Regions from separate parts of the Mus musculus genome. Here region 2 is linked to region 1. Evidence: chromatin loops called from intact Hi-C (ENCODE). Cell type or tissue: heart. All regions are shown on one strand. Each heading gives the region's core, and the rest is flanking DNA. Links, peaks and the distances in the headings are about the cores only.

What was found. A loop is a pair of places that touch in the nucleus more often than their neighbours do. Peaks named below come from ENCODE experiments on the same cell type or tissue, not always from the same donor. Only the 100,000 strongest peaks of a DNase experiment are listed, where the experiment ranks them.
Region 2: it touches region 1 in a loop (2.3-fold over the local background); 3 of 42 quality-filtered maps call a loop at or near these places.

Annotation. Positions count from the first base shown.
Region 1 is chr6:134,238,716-134,244,813 of GRCm38, forward strand. All of the region lies in intron 4 of Etv6 (ets variant 6), which reads left to right. LOC118027456 (a long non-coding RNA gene) reads right to left here and starts at 5,004. Exons shown (of 4, transcript NR_169154.1): 1 at 4,612-5,004; 2 at 3,144-3,251; 3 at 404-467. In heart, for the core only: a CTCF peak has its summit at 2,485 (motif pointing left); a DNase peak (open chromatin) is centred at 5,116; H3K27ac peaks cover 1,373 bases.
Region 2 is chr6:134,363,102-134,369,199 of GRCm38, forward strand. All of the region lies in intron 3 of 4933406J09Rik (RIKEN cDNA 4933406J09 gene), which reads right to left. Among named protein-coding and RNA genes, the nearest start is that of Bcl2l14, 30 kb to the right of the region's middle. In heart, for the core only: a CTCF peak has its summit at 3,070 (motif pointing left); DNase peaks (open chromatin) are centred at 3,060, 3,730 and 4,410; H3K27ac peaks cover 1,406 bases.

The DNA of each region.
Region 1 (6,098 bases), core at 324-5,323:
AGAAGGAAAATAGCAGTCCCTGCCTTGGACCATGCAAGAAAGAAACGGATTACTGTGAGAAGTGTTCCAGGAAAAGCACCTGTCAGGAGGCACCCAGTAAATGTCACCCGTCGTCATTATTTGGCACGGCTTCCCGTTACTTAGTTAAGTTTTTAATCATCCTTTTCTTGTAAACTCTTAATTGTGATAAAATATGTATAAGCCTTATACCCTGGTCTGTGTTTCAGTACACTTGAGTGGGGTTGAGTAACTCCAACTTGGAGTGAAAGGGTCCTTTTCTTTTTTCTTTGCTTCCAGTTCCATGTTTCTTAAACTTCATCTTTGGAACCTGTGCTTGGCTCAGGTGTCAGATTTGTGCCTCCCATGCATATTAAAGGCCCATCACCTCTCCTAGGACACCTACCTCTCTAGACTCCACCATCTCTTTCAGAACTGCTCTGGGAACTGTGTCAGTCTTCATTGTTGGCCTGTTTGGCAGTGAATACATGTTGCATCCTGGGACCTGGGGGGTGCTAGGTATCGTCGTCCCCCACCCCCACCCCCAGAACCTTCTGTGAATCTCTGGCTGTCTCATCTTACATTTAGTATAAGATCTACCTCTCCATGCTGTGATTCTAAAAGCTGGTGGCAGGTCATCAGAGGTCCCTGGAGAATAAGAGCAGGCCTGATCTACACTTCCTGCCCCCAACTAAATGATGACAAAATGGAGGCAAAGGCCCTTCCTTCCTGTTTCAGGGCCATGGCTGACTTGCCCTTGTCCTTTCTGACCGCCATCCCTCCTCAGCAGATGCTAGCCACAGCAAAGGAAGGCACCCGACAGTACACATAGTCCCTTGCTATCTCCCACCAGCCCTCAATCTTCTTCCTCTCTCCTGTGGTCTGAGCAATGCATTTAGGTCTGGGATGAGTCTAGCCTCTTCAGCCAAAAGTTTCATGGGTGGGAGATTCCTATATGCATGAGTAACTCCAGAGAAAGGCAGGAAGTCTCCACGAAACGTTGGGGAAATCTAGCCAGGCTCTTGGAGATCAGGCTCTGGAATTAGCGGATTTCAACTCCAAAGAAGGAAGTTCTCTGCTGAAGGGCTGTTGATTGGCTGTCCCCCATGCTAAGACTCTTTCTTCAGTCTTAGCTCTGTGCTGCCCTCTCCCCAGTCTCTGATAGCTGTTGATAAATTTTCCCACAAGTCTAGTTGGATCATTTCTGATTCTGCCCCTTAGGATCTCCTCTTTTTTAAAGACAGGGTCTCATATAACCCAAGCTGGCCTCAAACTCGCTATTGTAGCCAGGGATTGCCATGAATACAGCTATCCACCCCCATCCCTCACTTATTTAATTTTGGGGATCAAGCCCAGGACTGTGTGCATATTGGGCAAGCACTCCTCAACTAAACTCCCTCTGAGCTCCCCTTGGTTTATTTGAGGAGTTATTTTATTTTGTGCGCATGAGTGTTTTGCCTGCATATTGGGTATATGTATACCCAATGCCTGCAGATCCCCTCAGAACTGGAGTTACAGATGGTTGTGAACCCTGTGGGTGCTGAGAACCGAACACGTGTCCCCTGCAGAAGTAGCAAGGGCTCTTAACCACTGAGCCGTCTCCAGCTGGCACCCTACTCCTGCACCCTTGGTTCCTTACATCGCTTCTTTCGGCTGCTGTGTTGAAACCTAGAGAGGCCTCTCGACTCCACCACTGAGTGTGTCTGCAAATGTGTGCATGATCTATGCTGGCCCACTGGAGGAGACAGCCCACTTGCAGGCAGCATCTGCCTGGCCTGAGGGAAGATGAGTGAACCGTTTTTTTTGTTTCCTTCAGCCCATGTTACCAAATGCTTATGAAAAGCCCAGAGTTCGTTGTTATTGAACTATTCCCTCCAACCAGAGGTATTTACTTCTTTAGGCCCTAAAGGGGAAGTCAGTGGAGGTGGCTAGGTAAAAGGTCAGTAGATGGTCTCTGACCAAGCGGAAACTGAACCTTGAAGAAAAGCAATTGGGGACAGGGAAGTGTAGCATTCTGCTAGGCTGCTATAACGAACATCAACACCAGGCAGCTGTAGACACAGCACTTCAGTATGCCCTGCTCTGGAAGCCCATGGTCAGGGTTGGTTTCCATGAAAGCTGAGGGAAGGACCAGGTCTAAGAGTCAGTCTTAGCTACAGAGGTCTGGTGAGCAGTTAATCTGTAGTGTTGCTTGTCTTGGAGGTCCTGCCTTGCCTTTGGCGTAGCATTCCTCCTGTGTGTCCATGTCCGCAACCTCCTTTTTATAAGGGTACCAGTCATATTGAATAATAAGATATTCTGTTTCCCCTCTGTTGCTGTGACAAGCACCATGGCCTAAAACCCTGGGACTGGAGAGATGGCTCATTGATTAAGAAACCTTGCTGTTCTTCCAGAGGACCCACCAAATTCAGTTCCCAGTCCCCATGTGGCAGATAACAACTGTCTGTAACACCCATTCCAGAGGATCCAGTGCCCCCTTCTGGCTTCCGTAGGCATTGCGTGTATGTGGTTCACAGGCAGGCATGCAGTCAGAACACCCATACACATAAAATTTTCGAATAAATAAAAATAACCACTGAGAGGAGAAAAGAGTTTGTTATCAGCTAACAGGTTACATTTCCATCACTGAAAGAAGTCATAGCCGGAACTTGATGCAAAAAGCATGGCAAGGCAGTCACATGGAGCCTCTGCCATCAGACAGCTCTGTGGAGCCTCTGCCATCAGACAGCTCTGTGGAGCCTCTGCCATCAGACAGCTCTGTGGAGACTGTGCCATCAGACAGCTCTGTGGAGCCTCTGCCATCAGACAGCTCTGTGGAGACTGTGCCATCAGACAGCTCTGTGTATACTGTGCCATGCACTTTGCTCACTTTTCTGGGTTAGAACTAAGAGCGCTACTTTTCTTTTTAACTTCTCTTTATACCTTTTTTGGTTACTGATCCAAGGGCTAAGCATGTTTTCTCTGGTATTCTGAAGCCCTCTCGAAGCCACACGAGTGCTTATTGCCCTCCCTTGCAAATGGCAGCTTTCCTTCCTTCCCCTCTCCATCCCCCTTCTCCTGGCAGCTGCCAAGATTTATAGCTAGCCTACCCAGTTTTTTTCACTAAACTTGGCCTATTTTTCTTTCACAAAAAGAAGAAGACAAACCGTGGAGGTGTGCTTATTGCTGGTTTTCTCGCAGGCTCACACCTGGCTTTCTTATATAGCCCAGGATCATCTGACCAGGGAATGGTGCTGCCCACAGTGGGCTGGAACCTGTAACACATAAAATGGCTTCCTCTTAACTAATTATGTCCTCAAGGATCTCCTTTTCATAAAGGCCACCTTCTGGGAGCCTGGAAGTTAAAACATACGAACTTGGTAGTGGGAAGGCACAGTTGGGAACCCAATAATAGGGCTAAGAGGACATGATGTGTGTGTATGAAATATACTTCCACCTCATGAATGTTTCACTGGAGCCTTTTGTTTGGCTCTTTTACAAAACTACCGAGGTGTGGTTCTCTCTGGAATCCTGTGAAACACAGTGCCCTGAGGCTGGTGAGTCCCCTGACTCGTTTCATGGAACCTGGGGATGATGCAGGGTGACATGTAATGTTGACATGAGATATATGTTGACATGGGATATATGATCGTGAGATGTTTGCCATAACCTTTTTGGACTTCCTCATTGTTTATTTGTGACTGAATTGGGGCGTTTGGATGAATTCAAGTAAAAATGATAGAAAGAGGAGAATCAGGAATTCAAGGTCATTGTTAACTATGTAGTGACTTCGAGGTTAGACTGGTCTACATGGGATTCTATATTGGTTACTTTTCTCATCGCTATGGCAAGATGGCAAACAAAAACATGTTAAAGGGAAAGCCTTTTTGGCTCACACTGTGAAGGCACAGTCCATTGTGGTGTCCAAAGCACGTTGGCAGGAGGGTGAAGCAGCCGATATGGTTAAATCCATAGTCGGAGCTGAGAGACATGAAGACTGATGCTTAGCTTGCTTCTGTGTCATTGTGTCCGTAATCCCAGCCCATTGGATGGAGCTGCCCACCATTCAGAGTCTTCCTCTTAACAAAATCCGTACTGAGAACACCCTTAAACATACCTAGAGGTATGTTTGCATAGTGATTTCATATCCTATGAAGTTGACAATCAAGACTAGCCATCACAGACCCGGTCTCACACACATATGAGTGGGAGTTGAGGGTGGAGCTAATAAATGATAGGAAAGCCAATAAGACTCTTCTCATCGAAGATCTGCTTTACATTTGGTTCAAAGAATGGGTCCTCTGTGTCTGAAGACACTTACAAAGACAAAGCTCTGTGCTCAGAAAGCACACAGTCAGCCAGAGTGAATGGTCCTTACTGGGCTTAGGGTTTCTCCTCCTGTGCCTCAGTGCCCACGCTCATTCTATGTAGTTCTGCCTCCCTCTTCCCTGTGCATTCCCCTCCCCTATCAAGACCTTCAGAACCAGGGTGGCATGGACAGTTTCCCAGTTTTCCAGTTGAGCAACTTACCAAGCACAAACATCAAGGCCACCCCCTCCCCCACACCCCCCTCCAAAAAAAAAAAGACAACCTGAGACAGAAGACTCCCACATCTGAGGGATTTCACGCACTCACTGTCCAAAAGCAGTGTGTTTCCTGTGTCCAGAGCTCCTCTGCCTGCCGGCCCTGGCCTCTTAAGTTTCCACACTCGGCTGCCAACTTAGAATAACAGAGCAACAGGCAGCAGGGCAGGATCAGAGCCTACTCCATTCCTGGGTGCAAGCTTTGTACTGAGACAAAGCTTGGAAGGTCTTGTTGCAGACCTTTCGGTTGTGCCCAGACCACCAGGAGCCGGGAATTAAATACCCTCAGATCCACTTGTCTGCCATTAATGTTATCAGCTTCATCAAATGCTTCCTCTTTCAGTGGTGTCTGCAGAGAAATAAATAAATCAAGCTCTTCCACATCTTGTTCCTGCCCAGGATCCAAAGTCTGAAGTCCACTCTGAGTTGAATTATCTGGAGCACTGTCTCCCTCCTTCATTGTTCCCGAAGACCTGGGCAGGAACGAGAGTGAAATCTCCCCAGGACATTACATCAGTTCCTCTTTTCCCCTTGGCATGAAAGTGCTTCCTCTCAGAGCCCTCCCTGACTTCCCAACCCTTGTAAGGCTTGCCCCAACTACCCACCCACACCCCAGCCTTGAAGCCAAGACATCAAAGAGAGCCTGCAGGTAACCAGATTATCGGCCAACGCCTGCGTCTGTGTTGTAATTTAGAAGACGGGAAATGGATTCCGGAGATGGGATATTTTTCTAGTGCAAGGTCCCCATGATCCTTAACAGTCTTTCAAGAAAAGAGGGGCATCTTTTAAGCAAAGAGTGACATTTAGAAAATATTTGTAACCCAGAATGAAACTGTCCCGAGTAATTGCTTTCCAGTGACCTTGCACTGAGAAATAAAAAGGAACCACGGTCAGTTTGTCTTTTATGGATGGCAAAATTTAGGTCCATTTTAGCTACAAAAAGAACAGTCAGTGCCCTAGAAGGAATATGAGCCAAGTGGCATGTGCCATTCCAACCTCTGTCTAGGCAACACAGATCAGGACTTCTAAAAGAAACTTTTATGCAGACACAGTGGCTCATGCCTACAATCCTAGCACTTGGGAGACTGGGGCAAGGCAATTCCTTTGAGTTAGGATTGCTGCAGCGTAAGACCCTGTCTCTCAAAAGAAAAGAACGAACAACACTTTCCTAACAGAAACTATCCATCCCCTATAGAGAAGAAGAGGACTCATTAAGAAAGCTCCATGTGGCCACCATCACTCTCAAGACCCTGTGGCCACCAAACTGTTCCCTCCGTACCCCACCTGGCTCTTTTTCACCTCCCCAGAGTATCATTTCATCCATAAATACTTCTGGATAGGCCTACAAAGATAAAGACTGCTTATAAAATGAGAGCCACATAAGCCAGTGTTCCAGCTCCACACCAGTAAACGCCTCTGCCTGCGCTTTCAGTGGTCACCTGCTGGAAAAAAAAAAAAAAAACATATACAGTGTGAAGCAAAGTCTTAGAAAGGGCCTCAAGGTTGCAGGTGGTTGGTGGATCTCCCCCGCTCCCTCTT
Region 2 (6,098 bases), core at 457-5,456, 120 kb after region 1:
TGTCATTCAGACAAGTGTACTGCAGTCGTTATTTAACATTCATTTATTTATGGTTTATAACGCATTTTCTCTTACGATGTTATATATAGCACTAAGCAACCTGTATTAGTATACCTATACTATGACAAAATACTTAAACATAAGTTAAGGAGGGATTTGTTAGGCTTGAAGTTTGAAGGTGGTTCTATCACGGCAGGACCCACACAGAAGCAGGAACATGAAGCAGCCACATCTTACTCAAGGAAGCTGGGATGCAAGGATGCTGACGTCTGTCTTGCTTTCTCCTCTTGACTTGGTCCAGGAGCCCACCTCTGGGGTGGTGCTGCCCACACTCAGGGTTGGTCTCCTCCCTTTCATTAAACCCCTCCAGAAAGCCCTTGTAGACATTCCCAGACATGTGTCCCCCAGGTGATTCTAAATCCAGTTAACAACACATCAACAACCCTAATAATCCAGATTATTAATGGAGATGTGGATAAGTGGTAGATCATTGGCTGAGGATGTGTGTAGACCCAGGTTTAATCTCCAGTACTCCAGAAAATTAAAAATAAATAAATAAGAGGAAAGTAATAGGATCCAAATTTGGCATCTTTGCAGAATAAGTTCTTAAAATTTTGGTGCAATAACAGTATGCCAAGCAAAGCAATAAAGAACCCTCCAAAAGGCAATCGGATAATAGTGGAAGAGTATGAGAAGACAAAGAATCAAGAACGGGTGACAGGAACAATGAGCTATAGAATTTGAAAATAGCCCCAGTGGATTGTAGGAGTGGAAATGCACAGCTGTATGTAATTAAAAAAAATGTGTGGTACTCTCCAGATGAGGGAAGTCCATAGGCAGAAATGACATGGGTGTCTATAAGGACTCTACTAGAACCTAAGTTTATTAATAAAAACATAAAGGAGTCTGGGTAAGGTCACACATGCCTGTAATGGCAATGCTCAGAATGCTAAGGCAAGAAAAACATTAGTTCAAATCCAGCCTAGGCTATATAAAGACACTCTGGCTTGAAGGGTGCAGGGGAGGAAGAGAAAAGAAAGGGAGAGAGAGGGAGAAAAGGGGAAGAGAATGAGGAAGAAGGGGGAAGAAGAAGAAAAGGAAGGGGGAGAGTTACCAAGGAGGAGAGAAACATTTATTACTTATTATTTTAAGAACCCAACTTGAGGATTTCTTCCGTGAGTATAGGTAGATAGTAAGATTTGATTTAAGTGAGAAAAACGGATGCAATAACGGATCACAGAACGTGGCAACTGGCTGTTGGTTTGCCTCAGGACTCTGGGGTTGAGCTGGGTGGGCTGAGCTGAGGAAATGAGCTTCCTGAGTGGGAAGCAGCCCTGGAAATCTGAACAGATTGGCAAAGGCAAAAAATGCAGCACCCACCCTCATCATTGCCCTGAGGCGAACATCGTCCCATGATGCTCCCAGGATGACCTCGTTACCCACAGGACACTTGGACAGACTCCACCAATCACGAGCTGCCTGCAAAACCTCTCGGGCCTGGGCAGCGTCTAGGACTTGTGTGAGCCTCCCATAGATAAGTCTACTTATTCCCACGTAGAGCCTCAAGCCCAGAGGCTTGGCATCTGCAGCCACCCACTGCCCGTGACAAACCTAAAGTTACCCTTGCTCCTTCCCTTCCCTTTACCCCCTACTTCCGGCAGGCAGGTTGTGGCTGTTAACACAGTTTGGGAGACAGCAAAGCATGTCCTGACTCCTACCCACCCCAATCTCACATCCTTCCTAATTTCACCTGCTTTTACCACAGCTCCTTCTCAACTGATTCACCTCGTTAATCTTGAAATCTCATCTGAGACGTTTCCTCCTGCACCGGCTCTTCCTGGGCAGGGCTAAGAGGCTCTACCTCTGTGCATCTCTCTGTAATTACCAAAATCAGAGCATATAATTTTCTGTATGGTGGTGGTGGTGGTGGTGGTGGTGTGTGTGTGTGTGTGTGTGTGTGTGTGTGTGTGTGTGTGTGTGTGTGTGTGTGTTTTAACTTATTAATCTCTTCATTTAAATAGGAGGCTCTCTACACAGACTGTATGTCAATGTGCTTAAGACCCTTATAAAAATGTTGAGGCTGTGACTCAGTGGGTAAGAGCACTTTTGCTGCACAAGCAAGCATGCGAACCTGAGTTTGGATCCTTGGCACCCACCAAGAAGTTGGGCATGCATGGCTGCAGCAAGCCTAATGCTGTAGGTGAGGGGGATGGCTGGATCGCTGGGGCACAGCCTAGCTGAAGTGTTCTGAACTCCAGTGGGATTGCCTTCTTCAAGGGAATACTGTAAAGATGTTCTCCTCTGGCCTCTGCACATACACAGGCATGGGTACACACATGCACACACACACATGTGCATGCACTCATACAAATGCACTTACACATACACACGCATGTATACATGCATGTACACTCACATGCAAATGCTTGTGCTGGTTTCTAAGGGGGACCTGGTCAGGACTGTTTCCTAAGTTCCCAACCATGGGCAGCCAGGCATTGGCACCAGTGAGCAGACTGCTGTTTCTTCAGAGATGTGGGGTGGTTTTGTGTCCTGTGGCACAGGAAAGTGCTCCATTGGCTTTGATGCTTGTTCCACTTTGGTGTATCAGGTAAAAGTCTCTGTGGGGAGCAGGCATGTGCTTGAGAAAGAGCTCGCACTGAGGACCACCAGAATCATGCTCTCATCTCACAGCTACTTCCAACACAAAGTCCCACCACCACTGGTGCCTACAGCCTGGGGCATGTGACACCTGTGTGCAACTCTGTCCTTTCAGGAACACGTTGAAGTCACCCATGCCTTCCCTCTCATGGAGAAAAGTGCAAACTTGGAAAGACACATTTCCTTTGCAGCAATCTGTAGCTCTCCTGAGATCTCCAAAGCAGTGTCTAGATAGACAAACTGAGGTTCCAAGAGATCACAGTCACTTCAGATCCTCCCCAGAGCAAGCTAGAGCAGAAATCAAGAGGTGACTTGACTCACAGGTCCAGCTGGCCTCGTGGTGAACATCAGCTGACCCTGTAGCTCCTGCCCATTTCGGTGACAGAGCAGGCCCATGGCATCACTGCCTCCTAGTGTTGACAGGGCCAAGAATCCATGTGGTCAGACCAGAGGTGGCCAGAAGAGAAAGGATAATTTGTAACCCAGCGACTTTTTTTTTCATTATGATATCGTGTCATTTCTTGCCAGAAGAAGGGGGAATTTCTCAGAGAAATCCATCACCCTGGTAAATATGGGAAGACAGGGGTCTTTGCCAGCAATGCAGTGTCTGATGCACCCACACCCTCCAGCAGGGCTCCCATGTAAGCTTCTCAATGTCCTCAGACCCCCCAGTAGGTGGGGCAAAGCCTGGGCAGGGATTGCTCAGAGTGTTTGTTGTTGTCCTTGTCACCCTTGTTACCAGGGATTTACCTAGAAGCTACACAGAAAACCCCCTTATTTCTAACACGACAAACAGGAAAGCATCCAGTGACAGAGGTTAACTGCTTTGCTAACCCGAATGCATAGGCCCTGGTCATGGCTTGCCGTGTCCAACATTAGCTTTAAGAGTCACGGAGCATCTTGGCAGGGGTTGACAAGGCTTCAGGTGACTGCCCTCCTTCCCACAGCCGGCAGGATTTTTGTTCCAAGTCTCAGCTGGCCAGGTGGCTTCCAGCACTCAGCCACCCCAGGCTGAGTCTGTGGTTCCCTTTGCCTGGGACACAGGCATCCCAGCTCATTTCCTTCCTGCCTGTCCCCACATGCAACGGCTCCTGAGAAAGAGGAACCAAATACCATCCGTTTCACCCCTATCAATGGCCAACAAGGTTGTTCCCATCCAGGACATAAGGTCTTGACTACCCTCTTGACACCCCTACTGCACCCCCAACAGTGAAGCAAGCAGGCTGGAGGGAAATGCGCTGCCATCAGCCCAACAATCAGGAAAAGAGGTGATGTGCCTTTAAGATGAAGGTGGTGGGCAGCCATCCATCTTCCCCAAACACAGACTTGCCTTGTTCTTCCATTTCTGGATGAGTGATAAAAAACGTTAAATGTCACTTCCTGTATCAGTGGTTAACCACTAGATGCTGGATCAGAGATTTACCAGAAGTGAAGTTAAGGAAGAAAAAAAAAAAAAAAGAAAGAAGAAAAAAAAAAAACCCTGCTGTTTTCAATAACCCTTTCTGGTGCCCTGTGGGAACTGTTTAACCTTTAGAGAGACATGAGGGGTTGCTAAATCTGGCTCGAGGACTTAGATTGGCCAAAGGCTTTCTTGTGCTTTCTCTGGGAGGCAAGGAGAGAGGTGTGCTGGGTACAGGGGTCTGGGAGGCAAGGAGAGAGGTGTGCTGGGTACAGGGGTCTGGGTAGGGGAAACCCAAGGCACAGGAACCGAATCCCCCACGCGCCTTCTCAGCCTGACTCGATTTCAGGATACAGACAACCATTTGGTTTCAATGACCTGAGGTTTCTTAAGAGAAAAAGCAGCCTTCCCTGAAGCAATGTCCTTGGCTTCCTGCAGTGTGCCCTACAATGACAGGAAAGGGAGGAGGGGTACTCCCCAGGAACTTCTATTTAGAAGTGGCTGTGGTCTGAGGGCTGGAAAGGCCAGACTGATGCTTTGCTGGGTGTTCTTCATTCATTCCTTCAATCGAGTTATTGAGTTTTCAAAGTGAAGTGAAGGGTCCCTGAACTCCAAGAGAAGCGGCTGTAGCTACTGCAGCCGCCACATTGCTGAGGCCATTGCTCTGCCATGCCCAGATGCCCCGGAGCGACCTTGGTCTCCTTCCCTCTGCTGTGAAGTCCCCAAACACTTCTTACTCACTGTGCATCAACTTAAGAGCTGCTCTCTGATCCAGCCACTGTGGTTCTGCTGATGAGCTAGCCATTTTCTTGCTGCTGGGAGAACATACCTTACAGAGGGTGGAAGGGATCTCTTCTGCCTCATGCTTTTGGTTTTAGAGGTGGCTGGGGACAGTAGGAGGGCATTATGGACCAGCTGAAGCTTTGCAGAGGAAGCAGAGATAAGGAACCCCTGAGCTAACTGCCTGGCTCCCCTTCCCTCTGCCACTCTATCAGCCGCTAACTTACTTATAGGAGAGTGCTGCCCTCGGACAGGGCAAGTCTTTTCCCCCTTAGTTAAGCCTCTTGGGAGACACTCTCAGGCGTCCCCAGAGGCATGCTTTAATAATTGTCTAGATGCATCTGGAACGTTCTGTGGGTACCAAGCGCCCGAGCACCTCACACTCCTGAAGGATAATTAACAACTCTGTTTTGCCTGGAACTGATGGCGATTGTATTGATTAACCATGGCTCCGCATTAAAACAAAGCATTTCCCGGGAAAATGTAAATGAGTTAGCCACATTCACAGATACAGTGGTGTGCAGAAAGATACATAGACATTCTATGTCAAAACTGTGGCCAGAGGTGCATAGGAGACCCAGCCAGGCTGGAGTGAAGAGCCTGTGACATGGTGTGAGCATTCCTCGGGGAGAACGAAGCTCACCACTGCCCTCCGGTCATCCTGGCTCTCACCTTGAAGTCATCTGAGTCAATAGCTGTCAGGAAATCTGAAATCAAAGTCAGAACAGGAAAGGAAACATGTCCTGCTATGTCTCTCGTGGGCCTCTGAAGCTGTAGCTTGTGATTTCACTCTCAATCTCAGACAATGGCACTGTCAGCCCCCAGTGAGAGAGAGAGAGAGAGGGAGGGAGCACTGAGAGCTGGCCTCCACTCCTGCCTCAGGGCTACCTTGCTGACACACCTCGGCTTTCCTGTCCTCTGTCCTCTCCCACAGCTTCTGCCTGCCTTAGCTTCTCACCATCCCTCAACTGCCTCTACCTTCAAAGCTTCCATCCTCCCAGCCTCTGTCCTCTGCTCCCTGACTTGCCTTAAAACAAATCCAATAAGCATTTGTTGTGCCTCCAAGGTCAGGAGAATGCCGTAGATACCGTGCCTAGGTTTCACGCCACGCTGAACGTGTGGCATGGAGCCCTGCCTGTTAGAGCAGGTCAATGCCATATCTTATGAAGCCTCCCTTACCTCCTGGTTCATCCTGTGCTCCATCCCTCCTCTCATTGATATGACTACTGTTTTATTTCCTTCTCTTATCTAGCACCAAGCT